Linked DNA regions of Mus musculus: regions 1 and 2 are each linked to region 3. A link is a loop called in an ENCODE intact Hi-C map of the cell type or tissue named here. Cell type or tissue: left cerebral cortex. All regions are shown on one strand. Region 1 overlaps Zmat4 (zinc finger, matrin type 4). Region 2 holds the start of Zmat4 (zinc finger, matrin type 4). Region 3 overlaps Zmat4 (zinc finger, matrin type 4).

The links. Hi-C counts contacts between places; a loop is a spot of excess contacts. Peaks named below come from ENCODE experiments on the same cell type or tissue, not always from the same donor. Only the 100,000 strongest peaks of a DNase experiment are listed, where the experiment ranks them.
Region 1: it touches region 3 in a loop (2.5-fold over the local background); 2 of 42 quality-filtered maps call a loop at or near these places.
Region 2: it touches region 3 in a loop (2.1-fold over the local background); 2 of 42 quality-filtered maps call a loop at or near these places.

Annotation. Positions count from the first base shown.
Region 1 is chr8:23,679,717-23,687,716 of GRCm38, forward strand. All of the region lies in intron 1 of Zmat4 (zinc finger, matrin type 4), which reads left to right. Among named protein-coding and RNA genes, the nearest start is that of Zmat4, 14 kb to the left of the region's middle. In left cerebral cortex, no CTCF peak of the experiment used is centred here; DNase peaks (open chromatin) are centred at 3,117 and 7,585.
Region 2 is chr8:23,666,003-23,674,002 of GRCm38, forward strand. Zmat4 (zinc finger, matrin type 4) reads left to right here and starts at 3,659. Exons shown (of 7, transcript NM_177086.4): 1 at 3,659-3,799. In left cerebral cortex, no CTCF peak of the experiment used is centred here; DNase peaks (open chromatin) are centred at 3,631, 4,098, 4,600, 4,942 and 5 more places; H3K4me3 peaks cover 4,107 bases; H3K27ac peaks cover 3,343 bases.
Region 3 is chr8:23,741,318-23,749,317 of GRCm38, forward strand. Zmat4 (zinc finger, matrin type 4) reads left to right here. Exons shown (of 7, transcript NM_177086.4): 2 at 7,083-7,188. The coding sequence starts at 7,087. Among named protein-coding and RNA genes, the nearest start is that of Zmat4, 76 kb to the left of the region's middle. In left cerebral cortex, no CTCF peak of the experiment used is centred here; DNase peaks (open chromatin) are centred at 4,805 and 5,042; H3K27ac peaks cover 1,829 bases.

The sequences.
Region 1 (8,000 bases), 62 kb before region 3:
GTAATTTGCTGCTCTATTTATTTTAATAAGGACCCAAATGTATGTTGTATTTTGTCTTTGGAAGCTTCGGATGTGGGCAAGGTGTTCTCCCCATTTTGCAGGGGAAGAGATCAATAGGGAATGGATATGGAATTGTGAGAATAGCCGAATCCTGCCATCTCATGGTACCTGACTTATCAGCAGCAAAAATTTCCCATGGACCTGTACGTCCTTGGTAAAGGAGGGGTGTGAATTAGAATCCCATGTAGCCCTCATAGCTGCTTGGGAAGCCAGTAGCGGAATATATGACTTTGGGTGCCAGGGAATCTTTCGCTGAATTCTGCAGTGTGGAGCCAAACGTAGGTGAATTATCAGTGAGGGAAATAGTGGTCTCAGAAGGTCCATGAAGACAAAAACGTCATGAATGTTGAACTTGGAAGGATGTGACTAATCTGGACAGAGGGAGTGTCGCAGGACTTCAGGGAGGGCCGTTCTCTAAGGAGTAAGTGTCTGGAGTCAGAGTTATCAGGAACATCTCTGACTGCCAAGGGGGTCGTGAGCTGCACTGAAGTTAAGTCTCCCTTCCTAACAGGGTTTGCTCTCTTAGAAAGTCTGTGTGGTTTGTCCACTGCGGCAGTGTGGCACTGAGGGGAATAATGGGAGGGAGCTACTTCAGGAGCTGTGGACACCCTGGCAATGAAGGACGACGGGAAGGGAGGGAGACACTGAGGCAGCTATGGGCTGAGATGGGAATGGCTTCCATTTTCCTCTCCCAAGTTCTTGGGTTTGTTCCTGTTGAGAAGAAGTTGCCCTGTCATGGTCCAGGTAGACAGAAGGGAGGGTTGGAATGGCTGCTAATCAGTGAGTCCCCCCTTTCTGTTGGGAACTTAGGATTTTCAAATTTATTAGCCAATAAGAAAAATAAAACCCTTTAAAACTGGGTCAGCAAGTACACCCTAGAGGCATGTTTAGATAAGAGTGGGGGTCTCTGCTGTAGGAAAGTCCTGAGGGTGACTCCCTTTTCATATGGTAGGTTGCAAACTTTTAGGTGTGATGAGCTACATATGGGAAAGACAGACAGAAATCCAGGATGGCCCTTTGGCTTTATATTGGTAGAAATTTGGCGAGAGTGCCTTATTTCACAGGGGAGGAGACAGGCTTGAGCTGTAGCTGAAGTTGACTAATGGAACATGTCCAGGGTAATGCCCACCCTGTGTTCCCTTGAGGTCCAGCTAGCTCTCTCCTGCCCTTTGGCCAGGATTCCAACCGACTAACATTTGGATTTGAAACGGCTGGTTTTGCATTTCTGTCCACACCATAGAAGCCCCTTCTCCCCGTGGCCACACGGATCTCCAGGAGGCTCTGCAGAAGGATTCTGGCTGTACGGTCATTTTGTCACGGGAGCCTGGTTTGATTCAGCACATCCCTGGGGCAGGTCACCAAGGAAGATGGCTGGCTTGGACATGTGAGCCCTAGGATACAGCTCTGTTTTTCGATTTTTATTTTTCATGGCGCAAACAGTTTAATTCTCTTCCATGTCCTTCTGCTTTTTAAAATGTGAGACAAGAGCTTTGCACATTTAAGTATCCACTCTGTCACATCCCAAATCTTGAGAACAGGCAGCATTCTCTAAGAAGCAAGAATATAGTAATGGATGAGACTGGCCTGAGTTCTGGCCTTTTTGAGATTAGATTCTAGGTGGAAAGATGATGGCTAGACCACAGGTAAATATGATTGAGGGCTGGTGTTGGCATGGAGAAAAATACAGCCAGCCAGGGGAGCAGGGTGTGACTTTGGGGAGGATGTGTCCCAAAGAAATGTTCCTGTAGTAGCACTTCTCAGAGGCCACAGGGGACCTGGTCCATGTGGATGTTGAGGACTGGCAGTCCATGTCAGGAAAGACATCAAAGGTTAAGTAAGATACTGGGATGTCAGCAGTAACTGCAAGGCCAGAGGCCAGACTCAGCCTTCTCAAACTCTGTATAGCTGCGAGGAGAGCCGTGTGTATGATCTGTGATATCAGAGCATCATTGACTGTCACCCGGAGAGTACGTTGTAGCAGGCCATGTGTACTCAGAGGCTAGCCAGGAGAGCAAGATCCTAACTAACGATGGTGAGGGCTTACTGGCAGTGGTCAAGATCTAGTTATACTTTGAAGAGAGAGCAGGCAGGATGAGTTGATGAACTGAACTTTGGGTGTGAAAGAGAACACTCAATGATATGGTATAAGGGTTTCCAAGGAAGTGAGAAGGTCTATATAAGGAGCAAATGGGGAAGGGGATGCCAGGGGGAGGGGATGAGTGGAAGGACAGGTTGTAAAGAGAAGACTGTGCAAAGTAGAGTGGTTAGGGGTGATGATGGGCATGGGGGCGGGACAGGAAGTGAGGATGGGATGGAGGATGGTGGGAGTGGGGGTGGGAGAGGAAGTGAGGATGGGATGGAGGATGGTGGGAGTGAGGGCGGGACAGGAAGTGAGGATGGGATGGAGGATAGTGGGCATGGGGCGGGACAGGAAGTGAGGATGGGATGGAGGATGGTGGGCGTGAGGGCGGGACAGGAAGTGAAGAATGAGATGGAGGATGGTGGGCGTGAGGGTGGGACAGGAAGTGAGGATGGGATGGAGGATGGTGGGCATGGGGCGGGACAGGAAGTGAGGATGTAATGGAGGGTGTGGGACTGGAGGCAGAACAGGAAGTGAGGATTGGGATGGAGGATGATGGGCATGGGGGCGGGACAGAAATGAGGATAGGGATTGGTTGAAGAACAGAAAGCAAGGATGAGGGGGTCCTTGTTGAGGCAGAAAGTGAGGACTGGAAGTGAGGATGGTTTGGGTTGCAGGATGAAAAATGAGGGTAGAGGGGGCAGGGCAGGAAATGAGGATCGGGCTGTGGACAGAGGGGAGGCAAGGACTGGGCGTGCTGACAGGACAGGGAGCAAGGAGTTTGTGTTAGGATGAATGAGACATCCACTCAAAATGTCCACTGCAAAGGTGGGTTGAGAGTCTGGAGTCCAAAGAAGAGGTTTAGACTAGAGAAGGACTTCGGGGTCATGAGTGGCATTTAAGGTCGCATTCCCGATTAGCTTACTCAGGAGAGCGTGGGTACAGAGGCGGTAAAGACGGAGTTTTGAGAATGGCAGTATTTATAGATCTGGAAGAGTAGCTGGCAAACTTCCTAAAGTGCCAGACAGTAAATACTTAAGGCTTTGCAGGCCGTATTGTCTTCCCTGCAACTGTTTAACTTGACTCGTGTAGCACAAAGCAGCCTTGGCGGACAGCTATAAATGATTAAGATAGGCTGTGTTACAACAGAACTTCACTGCAAATCCACCTGACCCGGAGGGCAGAATCTCCTGACCTTGGGTGTAAGACATTGAGAATTTATCCTGGAAACAGGAAAGAGAGGAAGTAGCAATGAGAAAGGGGTGAGGTTGGGGGAGGGGGGCAGGGCTCTGCCTTAGGAACTCAAGGTAGTGACTCTTTCTAAAGAAGCAGATCTGCTCTGCTTCAGACATTGCTGCTGCAAGAGGTGGGGCCGAGAGCTAAGCAGTGGTTCAGTGGCGTCTGCTGCTACCCTGATGAGGGTACTTTGGTTGGAGTGGATTCAAGGGAAATAAACAACTCCTAGATAGAGTGGTGTCCTCAAGAGATGCAAAGAGATGTAATGGTAAGGGCAGGACTGTGTGGAGGTCTAAGTCTGCATGTCTGCTTTGGAAATAGGAAACCCAACAGGCCCTTGGTAGGCAGATGCAAGTGATGTAGGGGCCTGAGGCCAGATCCTACAGTGGTGTGAGGCTAGCAAGGGCAGATCTTTCATACTGATGGGGAGGTGGGAGGAGCTCTCTGATGGGTGTGGTAGGTGGTGTGTTGTATGGGGACTCTTTTGGTTGCTTTATTTTACCAGATTTGCAGAAAATAGGATGAAGACTTGCAGGAAGAGGTAAAAGCCCTGGGCATGGTAGGCCATAGAGACAGAGGCTCTCAATGCAGTGAAGGAGGGCTGCAGACAACGGCAGAGTATTGTTTTAGTTGTCTGAAGTTAAAATTAAAATGTGTGCATACATATGTGCATGCATGCATGTGTGTGCATGTGTGCAAGTATATATATGTGTGTGTGTGTGTGTGTGCACGTGTGTATATACTACCACCACTTGAACTTTTCACTACAGCAGATGCCTTGCAAATTCTGAAGAGTAATGACAGAATTAATAAGGCCAAACTGAGCATGTTCAGGGACTCTTACAGATTCCCGGAGGCCCAGAGCTGACTGCTGAGGTAGCCTTTGTAGAGATGCATTTAAAGGAATGAAGTTACCCGTCTAGAGGTGTGGCCAGCTCTCCTCAGACATGGGTGGAGCCACCTTAGAGAGAAGGAGGGGTGTGGGGAAGGAAGGTGATGGGTTTGAAGTGGAGACACCTAAGGTCAGGTACTCAGCAGAATAGCTGGCCTGGGACTTTGTGGTGGCTGGTGCTGTTATGGGGTGAGGGATAGCTCTGGGAGTCTGTGAAAGAGTGCCAGCAGTGGGGTTGTTCCATGAGTACCATGGAGAGGGGTGGCCATGTATGGAGCGGGGCATGGACATGAGGCTGGCTCTGCTTGCCTGCGTGTGTGTGTGTGTGTGGTGTCATCTTAGATTACCAAGGATGGAATAGGCTGCATTTGAAGCTCACAACTGAGGTCACTGAGGGAGAGACAGAGGTAATGAGTTTAAAGTTTATAACTGACCAAGGAAGAAGGCTTGCCCGTTATCCCTCCAGATCTTATTTCAGAAGTATCTTTTTTTTTTTAGCTAGTTATAGCTCAAAATAACAAAGCTCAGAGACTTCATTTTAACCCTAAATAACCCCACATACCTGACTCAAAGTCCATATGGCTTTTTCGAAACCCAGTTAAAATTTCCCTTTAGGTTTATTTAAGTTTTGTGTGTATGGCTGTTTGGCATGTGTGTGTACTATGTACATGCAGTGCTCTGGGAAGTCAGACGTGCAACGTGCACCTGACTTCCAAGCTATCTCTCCAGTCCCTAAATCCAATTTTATCTGCTTTCAAGTGCCTAGATTGGGTCTTAGAGGTTTGAGGTTAAGATTGGCTGGAGTGTCAGATGTGAAGGGCTTAGCCTTAAGTACTCAGGGTCTAAGGCAAGCTACTAAGGGTGGCAGATAGCTCTCTGGATGGGACAGGGTAGTGGGCTGGTGTCAGTTGTGGGTTTTGGAAGAAGGGTTACCAGAGGGGATCTGAGTGACACTGCCAAATAGCACAGCATCTTTACAATGAGAACCTGGAAGCCCTTCTGCTGCAGGGACTGCAATACCGAGAGAAGGTATAGGTGACCGAAATTCCCGCAATGCTTAGTGCAGGAGAAAATAGATTTCTCATAGCGGTCAAATGATTTCTTGGAAAAATCCTGTCTATCTCCCTAACTTGAGCTGCAGAAAGCAAATGATTGGCTGTGAGATGCACAGTGACCTGAGAGGCTGGCACTGGGATGGTTCAAATTGCTGCGGATTGGATCTTGTACAGTACACAGGGACGAGCAAGTGTGACTTAGGTGTAGCGGCATGCCTCCACTCCTGGCCTGTGTTTAGTGATCAGTGCCTGGCTGTGTGTGACTCTACCAGAAGTGTGGCTTTTGTGTCTCTTCTCCTTCGAGGTATTTTTGACCTTTGAACTGAGGTAGCTGTGGAATGCTTCCTCAGGTCTCCAAGAGGAGGAGATAATGAATGACAGTGGCGGGATGCTGATGCACTCAGCATCCAACAGTCACTAAGGCTGGTATGTGTTGCTCCCATCTGCATGTAAAGAGAATACATGGGTTGTCACTCTCCCTCCTCCTGGAAAGGATAGATGTACTTGTAGAATAGCACCTCACAAGGACTGCGTTTTCAAAGTAGCTTGTCTGTCTGGGCCTCATTTGACTTCACTGATATTTTCCCACGGAGGCTGTCAAAACTTCAGGGTGCTTGTCATCCCAAGAGGGGTTAGCCAAGGCTGTTTCAAATTCTCTCCATGTTTAGAGAAGACGCTGCCGCGTAACGGTTGCAGAGAGATGTATTGTGGTTTGGAGAGAGTCGGGAGACGTGCAGATCTCCTCACAGAGTGGCATCAAAGCATCTAAAATGCAGGAGGGCCGTTTTTCTACAGGGAAGCTAGATGGAGTGTAGTCGAGAGGAACCCCTGAAAGCATTTGGAAATGTGTGACTGCATCAGTGGTCAGTTTGGTGCTACCCTGGGGCAGATAGGCTTGGTGGGGGAAGGAGGGGCTCAGAAATGGGTTGAAGCACTCTATTGGCAACCATTAATTTTTGGAGTAACGATGTGTGTTGGGGCAGAGGTTACCTCACAGTGGGCGCTGTGTGGTGGAGAGCAAGGGTAATTCCAATCATGTACTATTACCAGTGGTAACTCCGATAGTAACAATAATGAAGATGCTAATTAAGATGGAAACAGGATGAAACTTTGCAAGCTGTAAAATCATTGAAGGTTAAGAAAGACATTACTCAGTGTCTCAGAGCTACAGCAGGGCCAGTCTTCTCGAAAGTCTGGGTTTTGAGGATTTATGTACCTTTTAACTTGCTTCCGGGTTTCTGTCCTAAGAAAATCATCAGAAAAGTGGGAAAGTATATGTGTGTGATATTGCTCATTGAAGTCTTTTATGATGTTCTGAAAAACTATTCAAGCTCCCAGTCCTAGGTAGCCTTAACTGTGGATATGACACAGCCTAGAGCCATCTGAGAGGAGAAACTTTAGTGGAGGAAGATATCAGCCTGTGGGCAAGTCTGTGAAATATTGTCTTAGTTTGTTAACTGACACAGGAGGACCCAGCTCACAGGATGCGCATCACCAATTCTCTTGCAGGGGGCCCTGGACGATGTAAGAGTGAACTTCAAGCAGGGCTCCACTATGCTCCTTCCTTTAGTTTCTGAACTTGAGTTCCTGCCTCGAATTCACTCTGTGGTGCTCTATGACTTGCAAGTATAAGCCGAATAAATCCCCTTTTCCCTAAGTTGGTTTTGGCCAGAGAGGTTTATCACAGTACCAGAATGTAAGTAGAACACACCCTGGTGTAGGACCGCTAGCCAGTTGTAGATATTGTAGCGCATCCATACACTAGCTTGCCACCCTGTGAAATTACTGGGGAGACATCAGTGACATGAGCTGGTGAAGCTGCAGGTGAACAGCCCAGAACTGGCAACGATGTTGCTCAGACAGCTGTGTGAACAGACCTCTGTCTTGGACCTGAGATTATGGGAGATTTTCGTTTGCTTCTTTCTCGTAGTTTCCAGATATTTTGTGGCAGGCCCTTATTGATCAGTTATAACACAGTGACAGAAGGAGAATGAGAGCCCGTGGCCTCATGATCTTGCCTTGTTTGTGGATCATCCCTGGCACTGATGCCTTACAAACCTGGTTTTGGGTGGACATAGCTCTTACTCCTCCCTGAACTTCTTGGAAGAAATAACATTTTGAGAATACAGACAAGCATTTGGGATGAGCACTGAGTACAGAGAACAGGGCACAGCTGCTTCCCAGTTGCTCTCCGTCCAGAAATCCATTTATTTCCTGAAGCCACAGATATGCTCGTCCCAACGTGTTAGCACGCTCGCCATGGCTAAAGCCTCATTATATTGGGATCCACTGCTGCCTCTCCTGTAGGTTGTCACTGGAAGCTAGGAAGAGGTTTTGTAAAACAAGAAAGCAGCCCTGCCTACACAGTGCTAATAGAACACGGGGGCTGGAGATGCAGGGTACAGTGGGAGAGCACTCAGGCAGAGACAATAGACTAGAGCTGGCGTCTCCCAGGAAACAAACAGTCCTTCCCCTCTAGCTAGAGTTACGCCACAGATGTGCTTCACCTAGCACACCTGTGCCTGCGTGGGGGTGGCCCAGGAAAGCCGTTTGTAATGTACTAGGTTAAGTGTACCAATGGGACAGGCTACACAACAGAGTCCTACACAAGCAGTGATTTTTCTGAGGATGTGCAGTCTCAGGCATGCGCTCCAAGTGAGACATCTCTCCCTGAAGA
Region 2 (8,000 bases), 75 kb before region 3:
TCTTGGCTCTTCCCTCTAGGAATAAGACAATATGTAACTTGTTTTTTTTCCTTTTTTCTCTTTCTTTCTTTCTTTCTTTCTTTCTTTCTTTCTTTCTTTCCTTCCTTCCTTCCTTCCTTCCTTCCTTCCTTCCTTCCTTTCTTTCTTTCTAAAATCTTATAGGAACCCACAGAAAAGAAACTTAGAAATTTTAAAGTGTTATTAATTTAAAGACCGTGGAATGTTTAAGGCTTATTTGGGGGGACAAAAACCGAAAGGTGAGGACTTAAAGGGACATGTTGGTATCAAGCTGACAGTGTGTGGATTGTCCTAGTTAGCTTTAGCTCTCAGACCAGGATTATTTACAGGAATCTCAGTTGGGGAGTTGGCTAGATAAGGCTGGTCTTTTGGCATGTGTGTGGGCATTTTCTTAGTTGCTAATTCGTGTAGGAGGCCCTGCCCTCTGTGTGCTGTATCATCCTTGGTAGTCCTGTGTTGTATTGGCAGCAGGCTAATCTTGAGTCAGAGAGAGTGATCCAGTAGGCCGCATACCTCCATGTTCTCAGCTTCAGTCCTGTTTCCTTGATCTCCTGACTTGATGTCCATTAGTTGTGGGCTACCCCAGTAATATAAGTCTTTCTTTCCTAAGTTGCTTTTTTGGCCATGATGTATATCACAGGAGCAGAAAGCAAAAATAGAACAGGTTCTCTGAAGATAAAAGTTTCAAGACCGAACCAAAATCCTATATGGGACTATTGTAAACACAAGGAAGCAAGACTCTCTAAGAGAAGCCCACACCCATCCCTTCAGCTGCATCTCCCTTTCTTCCTAAATTTCTCCTTCTTTTTCACTTTCTTTTTTAAATCTATAGGAACACATCTTTTAATAAGCCACCACCCTGCTTTATCCTGGTTGTTTCTGAACTCCTTCTGTGAGTCGAAGCCAAGGATCTGATTTTAACTGAAATAAGGGGACTTCTCATGCTTTTGTATGGGACAGGATGGAGCTATATCTCTGTCTCTGTTGCCAGTGTCGATACCGAATGAAGGAGAAGCTAGAGGGGCCCAGGCCTGGCATCATCTCACAAGCTGTGAAAGTTCACAGTCTTCATTCCGACTTTTCAGCTCTAGGACTCTGAAGTGGCCTCTCCCCTCTCAGCCTATTAAGGGCGAGGGTTCTGTGAGGCTCAGCACTGCACACTTACGTGTTGCACTGGATTCTAGTAGTCAGCTCCTCACTGGGTATCTCTGTCTGTGAGTTTCAGTTGTAAACACATACAAGATGCTGCTAATGGAGGCCAAGGCCTGGACTGGATATTTCTAGATTCTTGGTCTCTTCTTATTGAAAGGACTGAAAATGAAGCCATGCAGATTTGCAGAAGCAAGTGAGATAATTTTATGTGGAGATAAACACTGCAGATTAAAGATACATGCATTGGCAAGGTTGACAGTAGACCATGGAAAGGGAAAATTCTCAAGAGCTTTAAGCTGGAGCCTGAGGTCTGCTCCTTTGGGGTGGAAGGAAAGAGGGTTGATGACTAAAGGATGTAGTTAAAGTCTTTCTCTGCTTAGATTGATGGGTAGGCTGCACAGCCTTTTCTCTATTTTGTTTGTCTCTTTGCATATGCATGTGATTTTAATCATATGCATAAACATAAAGATGGTAAATAGGGGATTCTCTCTAACACAGCTAGTTCAGGCTGGATTGGCCCTTCTATTCTTCACACTCAGATTTGTTGGGAATACACTTGATTAGAAACTGTCTATTCATGATTGTTACCAGGAGTGGGGAAACTCATACTATCATTACATGGCCTGGTGTGGATGAAGGGCTCAGGGGATTCTGAGGTTGCTAGGTGCATTGTCCGGAGAGGACTGTGTGTGCAAAGAGTGTGCCAATCACACCCTTACACATCGCTACAAGAAGGGAGGTATACTAGACCATTTCCTTAGCCTGCTTTAATAGCATCTCTATCCTCCCAGAGTTCAGTATTTAGGGCACCAGCATGCATGTGTGAGCTAGATGTCACACCACCAGGTGGAAGACACTATTCAGCTTGCTGCCCAGGCTGAGGAGGACAGCAGGATGGCAGCTGATCAGAGCCCAGAACATGTCGGGACAGGGCAGAACTGGATGCGTCCTTTCCAAAGAGGTAGAATCCCAGCTTGAGAAGCCCAAAGGGCTGGCTCTTATACCTGGAACTTGACTTTTTTTCTTTTCCTTTGAATTAATTTAATAAACAGTTCCCAGAAGCAAATCAAGAGCCTAGCACACAGCATGCAGGTACATGCTCTGCCCATGAGCTGCTCAGAGCCTTGCACACAGCGGGCAGGTATTGCTAAGCTCTGCCCATGAGCTGCCCTCTGCCTTGAAACTAGATTTTCTAAGACTTTTCTTTCAGAGGTTCTCCTTAATCATTTTTCATAACAGAGTCTATATCACATCTTTCTACACGGTGAACAGACGTGAAAGTGGAAAAGAGTAAAACCCTTCTTACTTCTGAGAGTGAAGCTGAACATTTACCAGATGTAGGAGGAAGGTCGGCTCTTTCTTCTTCTTCTTCTTCTTCTTCTTCTTCTTCTTCTTCTTCTTCTTCTTCTTCTTCTTCTTCTTCTTCTTCTTCTTCTTCTTCTTCTTCTTCTTCTCCTTCTCCTCCTCCTCCTCCTCCTCCTCCTCCTCCTCCTCCTCCTCCATCCTCCTCCTCCCTCCTCCTTCTTCCTTCTCTTCCTCCTTCTCTTCCTTCTCCTCCTTCCCTTTTGGCTGATAATTTGTGAGACTGCAATTAACAGAAGGAAGTAGGATAGAATAATGAAACAAACAAACAAACAAACACCAGGCTCATGGCAGGTGCTTAGATCCAACGTGCCTGCTCATTTGGGCCTCCCCTGGTGACCCCTGGTGAGACATCCCAGACTTTTGTGGACTTTGGAAACAGCTCCTTCCAGACCTCAGGTAGAGTTCCAAGGGAACTTGGGACCTCGGGTTGGGGCAGTTTGTCGACCTTTAGGGAAAAGGATTAGGCACACGAACAAGACAAAGCATATAATATGCCCCCTGAACAATTTGAAATGACCTTCAGATGACCTCCAAGGTGTAAAAGCATCGTTCTGTTTTTTCAGCCCTGAACCTTGTTCTGCTTTCTGGAGCCTTCTGACACTAACAGAAACCCCCCATTATGATTCCCACAAGCCTCAGGAATATTTATCAACAAGGGGGAGAAATGAGGAAATAAGGCCAGATAATTGTTGCAATGGGCTTTGTTTTGTGGAAGTTAAAATGCTGGACTAAGAACCTCAGTTCATATTCTCTCTCTCTCTCTCTCTCTCTCTCTCTCTCTCTCTCTCTCTCTCTCTCTCTTCCTCTCTCTCTTTCTCCTCGCACCTCCCACCCCGGTCTCTTTCTCGCCCACCCCCACCTTTTTCGACTGTCCTCCCCTCCCTTCTCTGGACTCCCAGTTCTGCCCCCCCTCCCCCCTCGACACCTGGCGGGAGGAGAACCTTACAGGTTGTCAATGAAACATGGAATTATTTCCTTTGATGGCTTAGATAATAGTAGAAGCCAAAGCAATGAGTGAGGTCGGCCGAGACCAATGCAGTCCTGCCCGGGACTGGAGAGCCAATCACAAGAGCAGGAGGCGGGGCGTCGGCGCCAGCAGATAATTGCTAAGTGCATCGCTAGCACAGTTGGTCCGAGCTGCTGAAAGGTCTGGTCGCAGAGACAGGAACGCAGCATCCTCAGCGTGCTCCATCCCGGCAGTGTCTTCCTGCGCTCCGCCGGGCGGCGAGCCTCCGGACGACAGCCCCTCTGCTTCTCGGAGAAGGTACCTTTATCTGTGTCCCGGGAGAGGGGGCTGCTTCCGCTCTGTTTTCGCTCGGGCTTGCAGTTAGCACAGGTGGAGGATTGCAGAGAGAAGAGAAAAGTTTAAGGGGAGGAAAGGTGGCCAAGGCGGAGACCCACTGTCTTTTGTTGGGAGGAAAACAAACCTACAATTTGGGAAAACTTCTGCACCGCCAAGAGCAAGGCTTGTTTACTACTCTTAATTAGCTGCGCTCAGGTTCATGGAAATGGGTCTGATTTGGGGCTAGAGGACCTGCAGGGTTATGTGTAGACTTAGGTTTGCTGGGTGATGAGGCTGGACCCCGGATTGGCCGCTTCCTGGGCCAGAATGATGCTGTGACCATATCCATGAGCTGGCTCCAGAAGCAAGCTTGGTTTGATTGGATTTTCTGCCATCGGGTCTGCCCTATCCGCTATACCTTGACCTGCCTTGCTCAAACTACTGTGACCTTCAATTCCTGTCCGTCCTCAAACTTTTCTCAGCTTCTCCTGGGCTACTTTTGCCCTCTCCATCTCCATCGGTCTTCACTGGTGAAAACAGAAATGTCGTAGGGTGTAGGAGCCTGTCCTGTTTGACCCTGTGAGCATCTATCTGCGCATCACCCAACTTAGTGAAAAAGAAACCCTTGCCGTTGACAAAGAAAGTACTTCCTTGATCAGCTCCTGAACACCCTGGAACACTTTCTTGATTTGTTGTGTCCCGAAAAACATCAGGGATGGAGCTGAATTTTATCCCGGGGTGCTTTACACTCCCATCAAAGAGAGGCCCAGGTCTGAGGTCCTGGCCACTCTGAAAGAGAGGCTGGTGGGAGGGGAAGCCACTGGCTGCTAGTCAGCTTAGGTGCTCAGGTGCATCTGTTCAGGTAGATGGTGCTGCAGTCTCTGTCCACACTGCTTCTGATAGTTGATCTTCAAGTAGAAACGCTCACCGTGGCCCTTGGTTGGTTCTTTAACATTCCACATTGTTGGGACTACAAGGGACTCGCTTGCACCGAGACACACTTCCCACCCTGGAGACTGAGGTCAATCCTCTCTGTCAACTTTTGCTACAGGGCAGTGCAAGGTAAGTGGCCACTGAGAAAGTGGCTGTCCCCAGTGGGGGTGAAGGTGACGGACGTGGCCTTGGACTCCCTGCTTTAACACACAGGTAGTTCCCCGGTTTTGTGCCTGTCGACATAAGGCATGCAGTGGTGTGACATACCCGTGACATCCTCTGGAGTTTCCAGTCTCCAGGTGATATCACAAGTCCTTGGCATTTGGCGCATGCCCGGGGTTCAGGTGCATTTCCTCCGTTCGATTTCTGTCCCAGACTTAAACCGTTGTGGGAGTTCTGATAAGATTGTTCTGGAAGAGGTTCTCAGCAGTGCCTCACACACCCCTGTGACACTTATCCCCCCCCCCCCAACCCCATCCCGGCCTCTGAGGTGTGACAGCCTTTGATTCTTCTGCTCCGTGAGTCATTCCTGCTTACGAGCCCTATTTTCTTCACTACCACACACAACAGGTTCTCCTTCGCATCCTTAGAAAACTGTTTTTGGGTGGGAGCTGTGATTATGGAAGTTCTACTCCCAATGGTTGGAGAAATAGCTGTCTGTCTAGCTGTCCGTGGTTACAGTTGGTTAGGATGTACACACGTTAGTTAGAAGCAGCAAGATACGCCCCAAGCTCTGTATAGCATGGCTCCTACTATCCAAGGTCCCTGAGTGGAGCTCCAGCTCCACTTTTCTAGGCTGTTGGGGGCAGATTTAAAGGCCTTCCCTGCCCCCTACCCCCACCCCAGGGTGTAAGGCATGTGACTCCACAGAGGCCATGGGGTCAGTATCTAGAATTGAGATAGTGACCTGATTGCCGATAGCTTCACTTCCTTTTCTTAAATGCACACAGCAATAAGCTAGGTAAGTTTTTGAGTCTGAGGGGTGTCTTGGGCCAGAAACCAGGAGCAGAACTCAGGGTCCCCCTTCACTTTATGCCAATCTGTGATCTGTTGCTGCCTATCATGATAGAGAACATTAAAGCCAGGCATTTTAAAACAGCTCCCTGTGGTGACTCATGCACAGAGGGAAGGGCTGGGTGGGGGACGGAGCAGAGGGAGCTTTGAAAAGTACAAGTGGGACACACTGGAGCACTGCTTTCTCTCTCTCTCTCCTCCTCCTCATTCTTCTTCCTTGTATTTCCTCATTTGGAACAGAGATCATTAAAATAACAACTTAAGCTTAACAAAAAAAAAAAAAAAAAAAGAGTATAGGAGCTGGAGAGTAATTGACAAAACTCAAACCACTCTCATTGTAGCTTCACCTGGGTCCTCGTGGGCTCAAACCCCAGGACCCTGAACCTCTGTTCCGATCCATTTTGGAGTAGGTAATCACTGGAACGTGGCTGATTAACTCGTTGCGGAGCCAAGCGCTTGCTTGTGTGTGAAGGGCCTGACGGATGCTCAGGAAATTAAATTTGTTAGTTGTCATTTTGTCGAATTGAACACGATGGCTTCAGCTAGGAACCTGGATGGCACCATGTGTCTAGCAGTTTTCTCTCTTCTCAGCTGGCCAGCCAGGACTTCTGTCACTGAGCCACTGTGATGTGGAGGGCTCTTTCCATGCTCAGTGTGACTCCCCTGGCAAAGGAGAGACTTCCTCTACTCTGGATGTCCGTGCACCGCCCCCCCCCCCCCCCTTCACCTCAGCATCCTTCTCATAATAAACATGTCAATACGTAATCTCTTTGCCAACCTGCTTTGATCTCACCCTTTTGTGCAGATATTTTTTTTCTGTTAAAGAAAATTGTGCCCAGAAATAGGATTGAAAACATATTAAAATTTTTATCAGGGAACTGTCTCGTTTTGTTTTGTTTTGTTTTTGTTTTCAGTTTTAAAATTTAATTTTGTGGTTTCGGGGAAATCAAATAAGCACATGTATTGGGTTAGGTGTTTTGGTAAACGCTGTCTTTCTCTTTGTGGATGTTTGCATATCTCAGCTGTCCTCGGGGACAGGGTGTCTGTAGGTTTGAAGCAGCCTGGAACATCCCTGAAAGTTGTCAAGATTAAGTCACAGTGTCCCTCTGTTTATTCAGAATGGGGAAAGTGGCTGTTTGGAAATGTAGCCTCGGAAATGTATTCCCTGGGCTCAAGTGTCCTTCAGGTTTCATTTAGGACAATTATGAGTAACTGGTTCATGTGACTCTCTCTTCTACGCTCAGATCTCCACCCTTCATCCCTGCAAGGGACCTGAAGCAGGTACCTCATCCAATTTGATGGGCAGGTGTATTCCTTTCTCTCTCCTTCCTCCATTCTGCTTCTCCCCAGCCTTTCAGGACACCCTAGGAGAGATTTACTCTGACGTTCACTTCATTCCCGAAAGAGTTAACAGGAGATCCCAGGAAGGCTGGTGTCAGCCACGGGAGACCGCCCCCTTTCACCAAGTTCAGTTCTGTCTCAGGCCTCAGTGGGATTTGTGGGTCAGGTGCTGCTGATTTGTGTGAGGCAGACAGAGCAGATGCCTCTGGGTAAAGGTGATTCCACCCCTGCCCCACTGTCCTGAGGACCGCTCCTCTACACCCGTTCCACAGCCTCCGCATGGTCCAGCTAGGGACTGACCTTGGAGACATTGGCAGACAGCACAGTTTGTCTGCTACGCTCCCTATTTTTTTCTTCTCCCGTAACCCTAATCTACCAGTTGTCTGAAGGGATTTGTTTACTCCCTTACACTAAGTTAACAGTGTAACCCACAGGGGCATCTTTCTCCCATATTCATAGAATGCACCACACTGCCGTGGAACTACACTTGCGTCCGGTATTTGAGTACGTCTTAGCAGAACCTAAGACGTTTGTAGTAGTAGCTCAGGCATCTGCTAGCAGCAAGAGGAAGACAGAACTGGAGAGATGCAGACTGGGAAATTGTGGCCCTTTGCTAGTCAGCTGAGACACTGCTGGGACTAGTTAGGGAGCGGTGGTAGGATTAGGGGTTTTAGCTGGGAATTGTGGCACATGACTATAATCCCAGCATTTTGGAAGGTAGAGAGAGGAAGAGCTAGGATTTGAGGCAAGCTTAGGCATATATAAAGACCCTACCCACAACCACCTCCAAAATGAATGAATGGATATTGAATGAATGAATGAATGAATGAATATGGGTCTGGCACTTGAGCCCTGGGATTTGATCTTAGACATCATACTCATTTGCTCTCTTTTG
Region 3 (8,000 bases):
AGTCTGCTGCCACGGCAACCAGCCCTGCATCACTGCATCATCCTCTTGGCTTGGAGGGAGATGCAGTGGAGACAGGACAGAGCCATCATCAGAGGCTCTGGGGTGCCTGAGGAGTTACAGAGGAGCACGTTGACTTGTATTTTGAAGCATCCGGTCTGCCTTCCAATTCTTTTTGTCTTTGTTGCTAGGTAAGCTAGTGGAGTAGGCTCTAGTGACAGAGACCTGGAAGAAGAAGGAGGAGGAGGAGGTGAAAAACAGGCATAGCTAGAAAGTATGGGAGATAGCATCAGGGGTCAGGGGATAGAAGCCAAAAAGGACAACAGAACAATCCAGAGCTTATTTGTTTTGTCTTGAAGATGGGCCAGTCCTCATTCTAACCCCCACCCCCACCCCCCGACTTTCTGAGCATAGTTTTTTTTTGTTTTTTGTTTTGTTTTGTTTTGTTTTTTGAGACAGGGTTTCTCTGTATAGCCCTGGCTGTCCTGGAACTCACTTTGTAGACCAGGCTGGCCTCGAACTCAGAAATCTGTCTGCCTCTGCCTCCCAAGTGCTGGGATTAAAGGTGTGAGCCACCACGCCTGGCTTCTGAGCATAGTTTTAATACCAATAAACCAGAACAGAAAAAAACAAAACCAAAAAACTTGTAAGTTGCTTTGGTGGTATTGTAAAATGTGGAAGGTGCATTTGATTTGAAAGCATTCTTAGGGGATCATTGCAGAAGATAAGAGCTCAGGTTGTCTCTGTTGAATACTGGGAAGCAGAGGCTAGAGATGCTGAGAGCAGCCTAGTTATTTCATGGTGGGCAGGAAGGGCATATGGCAGAGAGAGGGGGTGGGGGGTGGGGTTGAGGGTGAGGGTGCCAGACTGGATCAGAAGGCCTGGTTGGCTTGGGCATGGAATGCCATAGTTCCTCAAAGGGTCAGGCTAAATTGAAAATAGTAGTGGGTACCTGATCTGAAGGTTGTCATGTGTCCATATCTGAAATCTTGTGGATATAAACATGGATGCAGAACGTCTATGAGATGGTGGCAAGTCATAGCTCTGATCAGGCCAAGAAAGGGAAGTCTAGGCACTGAGGTCAGAAATGGCCCCTTAACTCATCTGTCCTGGGCTTTCAAACACTTTTTTTAATGGTCCTGGACAGAGGGACCATGGCATAGACTAAGCTGCACACAGAGAGCGGAGAAAGGCAGCCCAGCTAGGGGATGCCCCTGTGGACAGAAGACTCATCCTTGGCCTGGAACACTGACTGTCATGTTGGAGACTCAGGAACCTTCAGGCAAGTTAGTCAGCCCCAAGTCTCAGTGTTTTCACAGAGAAAATAAGGCTTTCCGAAGGGCTGGTGTAGGGGGAAGCCCCAGGCAAAATCTTTACTTCCAGATCAGGAGAGTTCGCAAGGATCACGTACTGTTAGGAATGCACTTAGAGGAGCTGCCATGGTGGCTCTCTGGACTTGGAGAGATCACAGAGCAGCCTCTGTGACACCTGCAGGGCTCTTTTTTTTCAACTTTAATAGATATTATTTTATATTTATATAGCGCCTTCTTTAAGAACCTTTTAAATGCTTTACGGACTTCCTCTCTAATTAATCCCCCAAACAACCCTGTGAGGTAGGTATTACTCCCATTTACAATAGGGAAATGGAACCACAGAGCGGTTAGGTGACTTGCCCAAGGTCACACAGCTAAGCTCCCTGGAGAGCAAGGACTCCAGCACCTTGCCTCCCAGCTCCCAGCCACATCCCTCCTGAGAGAATCTTTACTGAAAAGCATCTTTACACAAAGTATCAGGAGGAGCATGTTATGAAAGTGAGGTCTTCCTGTGGCCATCATGGAAAGAAAAACTCGACACTGACGGCTGAGGCCGTAAGGCCATCTGCCATAGCACATTTCCTTGCCCCTTCCTAAGCCACCCAGCTCCTGTCTTGAGTAACCTTCTAAAGGCGAAGTTCCCATGACCGAAGCTGCATGACAGAGGTGGGCTTCACTTAGAATATTTACTTTTAGTTGTGATAAATCATAGAAACTTTTGTTCTAATATACAAAATTTGGGACAGCTGCCCAAGCAAACATGTACATAATTTCACAGCTGCCAGCTGTGTCTGAAATTTGCATCTGCCCTCATCATAATTGCAGGCAAACAAACAACAATCCCCTAAAAGGTGTGCTGGGCCAGTCACCTTTCTTTCTCACTCCCTATACCCGCCTTCCCCAGTCCCCAACCCAAACCCTGTATGTTTTCTAAGTTTCCCAAGTCTCTGATAAAAATCCAAAATGTCTTACTCAGATCCATCTGCACTATGAATAAAAAGTAAATTTAGAGCCAACATCCAGGTGTCCTTCCCCTGCAAACCGTCCAGTGCAGACCTGAGCCAAACCTGCGGGGCTCTTAGGTTGGGAATGGCACAAGTCTTAATTCCTGGCCTTAAATGGCTACTGAAAGGAGAAAGTAGGTGGAAGGTGGCTTATTAACCACCTGGATGGCCTCCATAGCTAATGGTAGAGTGATGACCACACAGTGAAGACCGTCAGGGCTTCTTTCTTCAGAGAGCTGGGGTGAGGTTGATGCCCCCCACCCCCAATGGAGCATGGCTACTCAGACATCTTGGATCAGCCACAGCAATAAGATGTGCACTAAGATTGCTGGTGCATATGGCTTGCTGCCAAACCTTGAAGTATGTATGCTTCCTCCTGTGGCCCCTAGGGAGCAGGCTCTGGGGGGAAGAACAGACATTGGAGAGGGGGAGACAAATTCAAATCAAGTTCCCCCAGTGAGGTTTGGTACTTCCAGTGATAAAAATAGACCGTAGACATTTCTGGAGTGTGGGGTCTTCACAGGCCCCAAGCTGGCAGGAGGGGTTGTCAGTTGTGCTTCGCTGTCTGAGGATGGTCCAGGTCATAGAATGTCAAAAGGAACTATGATTTCAGCACACCGGGTCGGTCTTCATCCCTGCTCAGCTGCCAATGAGGTTCTGTTTATTTCTCTCCTTAAATATTTACAGTATTAACCCCAAAGCACCACCTCAGAATTGGTAACACTGCTAACAACGATCGGGATATTGACTTCTTAAGGGTCTGCCATCTGCCACTCTGGTCTGATGTTTGACCAACCCTACTACTGATCCTTACAGCATCCCGGTGAGACTCATCCCTTGCCTTTACACACATGGAGAGACCAGAGCACAGAAAGCATTGAGCTGGCTGGACACCTGGCTGGTGAGCCACAAAACTGGAGTGGGAGCTAATGGCTTGTTCCTCCCAGGAGTCTCACGGGGCTCTCAAGGTCTCTTGAGTCACCTTGATTTTTCACACTGTCACTCATGGAGAGGAAAGAACAGTATTGGTCCTTCTTGTGGAGCCCATGATGGTTTCAGCCTGCTGTTAAGAAGGCCAGAAGAAAGCTGCATCCAAGAGCTCTGGAAAGGCCTCTCTGGGCCCCCTGAGATGCACTTAGAACTTGACTGTTGTCAGGTTCTCCTGACAGTCTCCCCATCCCTCTGGGTCTCCTCCATCCATCTTTTAGCTCTCTTTGCTTCCATTTTACTCTGTAATGTCCACAGTTAATCCCTCACATGCATTCTTATGCCCATTGATAAGCAGGTCTTGTGTGCGTGTGTGTGTGTGTGTGTGTGTGCACGCGCCAGGGGAAAAAACCAATTTAGAGTTTGGATGTGTTTCTCTCCATCCTTATCTTATCCATCATTCAGTCTTCATCCAACCTCCTTGGAGAGTTCCCTGATAATCTATCTTGTCATCTCAAGCAAGCTAGCACTTTTTACCAATTTTTTTTTTCAGTTCTTTTTCTGAGAGACTGGAGTGTGTGTGTATGTATGTGTGTGTGTGTGTGTGTGTGTATGTGTGTGTGTGTGTGTGTGTGCTAGTGCACAGTATTTCTCATTATCTTGCCCCTTGAGGATTTGGAACCAAAGATTGTGCCTACTGTCATTGCTCTGCTCCTCACACAGTAGTGTCACAGTGACTATTATATAGTGGCACATGCCTTTAATTCCGGTACCTGGGAGGTAGAGATGCTTTGCACATTTAAGGGAATCCTGGTCTACATAGACAGTTCTGGGCCAGCCAGGGATATACAGTGAGGGGCTGCTGCTGGGACACACACACACTCTTGCTTTTCAAATTTCATGTATTTGAATTTTGAATTCATATGAAATTTGAATATATATGTATTGCCCAATTCTGCATTCAACTCTTATACTGTTGTGCTGTCAATTTCATATACCTGGTTCTCCTAGAATGAACCTAGGACAGCAAAGTCATCCGACCAGATTCACATATGGCCTGCTCCTCTGCTCTGGGTCTCCTGGGGATGGCACCATTCTGGGTGAATGTTGGAAATAATTTAGGTCACTTGAGTCCCTGGTGATGGCTTTGTGATGTGCCTTTGATATGTGCTCTTGGCTGAGCAGCAAAGATTAAACTTTTTTTTTTTCCAGTTAGAAGAAATTAGATGCTTCCATTCTATTATGCTTGTCATTTTACTCAGAATGCCCAAGGACCTTATGCATTCCAGATGGGAAGTCCTCACATTGTAGCTCTGCCTATGGAGGACTCCATGGCTCTGTTGCTCTCCCAATGGCTATAGGAGACATGGCCAGCTGGCATAGTGGACAAGGCTAAGAAGGGGAGTCTGTTCTGCTTTTCTCTCTCTCTTCCTACCTGTTGTGTTCTGAAGGACAGGGAAGTTGAGAGCTCTTCAGATAAGCCAGAGGCGGGGACCAGATGGTAGCTTTCCATCTCAAGAATTCTAGTCTTTGAGTCACGAATGGGATCTTCTCCTTGTCTAGAGAGACCTGCACAGAAGGCATTCTTCACTCGGGCCAGCCTGGTGCTTGGCCAGCAGTGGCCACCCACTAGCACTTACCGTATTCAGGTATTTCGCTCATGCCTCAGACCCACAAGGGTCTTCATTGCCTGTTCCATTGCACGCACACTTGCTCAAATCAATATTCTTACGTAAGATGATGGGAAAAGCCATATTTTCTCTTCTTGTGGGATTTTTTTGGTAGTCTACACATTCTGTGTTCTGCCTTTAAAGCTATTTCTGCCACACAGCTGTTTCCCTGAGACACAGACGCCCACTCGCTCTGCTTAGTCCAGCCTGCACCTGAACATCCTTTCACGGTGCCTGATTCCCGCAGTTGGCCGTAGGATGAGGAAGGAGTGTGCAGGGCGCGCAGAGATGCTTATTAAGCAGGTCACCCATGAATCTATCTTCATGCACTTCTTTATTAAAAATAGCAGAGAAGATGATAATCCTTAAGTGCAGCCACTTACAGGAACTTGGCTTAAAGACGTACGTTCTCACTTACTATTAGACAGTTCTCATGTTCTGTTGCATTTCTTCCCCCGGACTCAGAAGTTATCTTCACCATTTTTCATTCTGGGATGAGAATAAAGATTACAACCGAGGCTATACTATTGGTAGGGCCTGCTTTTCCCTGTTAGACCATTCCCGGGGCCTCTTTGCTTCCTTGGTACTGCTCTTGAAGATGGACCATGCTGAAAACAAGACACGAGGTTATGGGGGAAGGGCAGGACTGAGAACAAGACATAAAGGATTTTTCTTCAGAAGTTCAAGTGTGGGTATCTTGTGAAAACAGAAGATTCTCTGTTGGGCCTAAGACAGAATTAATGAGGGGAAAGTACAACAGGGTAGATTTGTGTTTAATCCAAAAGACATGAAGATTGCAGCAGACCTGAGACAGATTGCATTGAGTATGATGAGGAGTAAACGTTAGCCTATAGCAAAAGGTGGGCTTCAAGCTAAATAACCATTTGCTAGGGACAAATACTTCCAGAAAGTACAGATCGCCATCAGCTCCAAGGCTCATTAGTCTACAATAATTATTGGTTGTTCCAGGTATTTGAAAATATGATTAAAGTTTCATATTTAGCACTTTTAAGATATTGCCTTCTTTGATTTACTGCAATTTTTCAACAAGTGAAAACATCTACTATAATCTCCATATTTGTGAGTTAAACCAAAACCTAGCAAGTGGAGTGATTCGCACACACCACACGGCAGCAGCAATCCTGTGGTGGAACTGGCTTCTTTGGAAAAGGGAACCATTTAGGTCACACCACCGAACAGTACTGAAGTTTTGGACAGTCCAGAAGGTAAGGCGAGGGTGTTAGAGTAGGATGAACCCATCATGCACACAGTGGGCCCACAGGTGGAGACTCTCTTGCCTGTCTATGATGCAGTCTGGCACAGGCTTTATCTGTTGTCTCTCATCACTTCTGTAGGCATGAGGACTTGGGCCACATTCTCACGGCAGGTTGGAAGTAGAGGGTGCATTTATTTACCACTTATTCAGTTGTGGTTTGAGGTGGTTAAGATGGTTTAATGGATTTTGAAATCCCTAAACATAGAAGGCAGTATGCATGGGAAGATCTCCTTGGGTTCCAAGCTGTGATTGCTTTAAAGTGTAGCCACTGAATTCAAACCACATTTTAGGCTGCAGAGAAAGCTTCTGCAACAAATTGTTACTCGATAAAAAAAAATGTCCATTATAGAAACATTTTAAAACAAAGTTATTACAAAACAGTGACCTATCATTTCTGGAAGTATATGACACATATTTAAAAACAAGTTCTCTGCTATGAGCATACATGTCTGCACACTTCTGAATTTAGATTTGTAGCCCACATCTTATCTCTAGGGTGAGGATGTATCAGAATGCTTTTGGCTTATTTCCTATTGTTGCATGAATTGGGTACTTTGCGAAGCTTTGTTCATCTATATCACACGTGTTAATTATTTTGTCACAGAAAAACACTACCTACAAATCTGGTTTGTTTAAGCAGAAACAATAAAGATGGAGTCTATCTTTTAAGGCTCTAGCACCTCCGTTGGATTTTCATAGGCAAATGATCAACGCCTCATTATTGAGATTAGTTGGTATGGTAACATTGGGGGTTGGACAGATCTGTTTTGTTGATCAGCACACCAGCTATTGGGACCCTGGCTTTTCACACATTTAGTGTTCCTCATTATCATCAGAGTAACCGACTCCCTTTCTTCTTCTTCTTTTTTTTTTTTTTCTGTTGACTTTCCTTTAGCCTGATGAAGTCCTCCGATATCGATCAGGATTTATTTACAGATAGCTACTGCAAGGTGTGCAGCGCACAGCTGATATCCGAGTCCCAGCGGGTGGCCCATTATGAGGTAAGGAGAACCCTGCTCACTCAACCACAGTCCTGCTATGGCACTTGAGGATCCTTGCTCCTGGGACTTGGGGAGTTTTCAGAACCATACACCATAAGCCTGAAGAGTGTGAGCCAGGTCTGGACTCTGTTTATTGGAACTAGGGAGTAAAGGTTGGGGAATTTATTCTGCAGCCCTGGGTAAATAAAATTTATTTATTTATCCATGTTTATTAATATTTTTAATGTGTTCTTCCCACCACAGGAACCCTGTGGGCTTCCCTCCCTTGCTATCTCTGTGAGGGATACATATCACAATTTGCTCTCTCTGTGAGGGGGTGTCAGTCAGACACAAAAGTGAAGACAGGCTCAAAGGCCCTTCCTTGCTAGTCACACAGGGAAACTTGGGTCTCAGCAGGAGTTAAGGCACTTCCTCTTCAGGTATCCTTTACAGCGATCGGTGCCCTAAATGTTCATCAGAGTGTAGGAGTCTCCTGCAATCACAAGCACGTTTTAAACCCCAAATATTCCAGAAGGGCATTGTGATCTTTTGCATGGGAGGACTGAGAGATGTTCTTTGATCCTGTATCAGCAGCAGAGGATGAGTGAAGAGGGATTATCTTATGTCCCAGGGAGGACTGCAGAGCCCAGAGGGGAGCACAGAGAACTGGGATCCCAAGACACTGAGTGCTGCATTGTGTATTCTGATGTCTAAAGAACGCAGAGCTCTGGGATAGGGGTTTTCAGGTGTAGTGACTTATAAAGAAGCTTGGGTTACAAGGCTTAGCCAGCAATGTTTGATTTTCATCCGATGATATGAGTCTAATAAGTGCC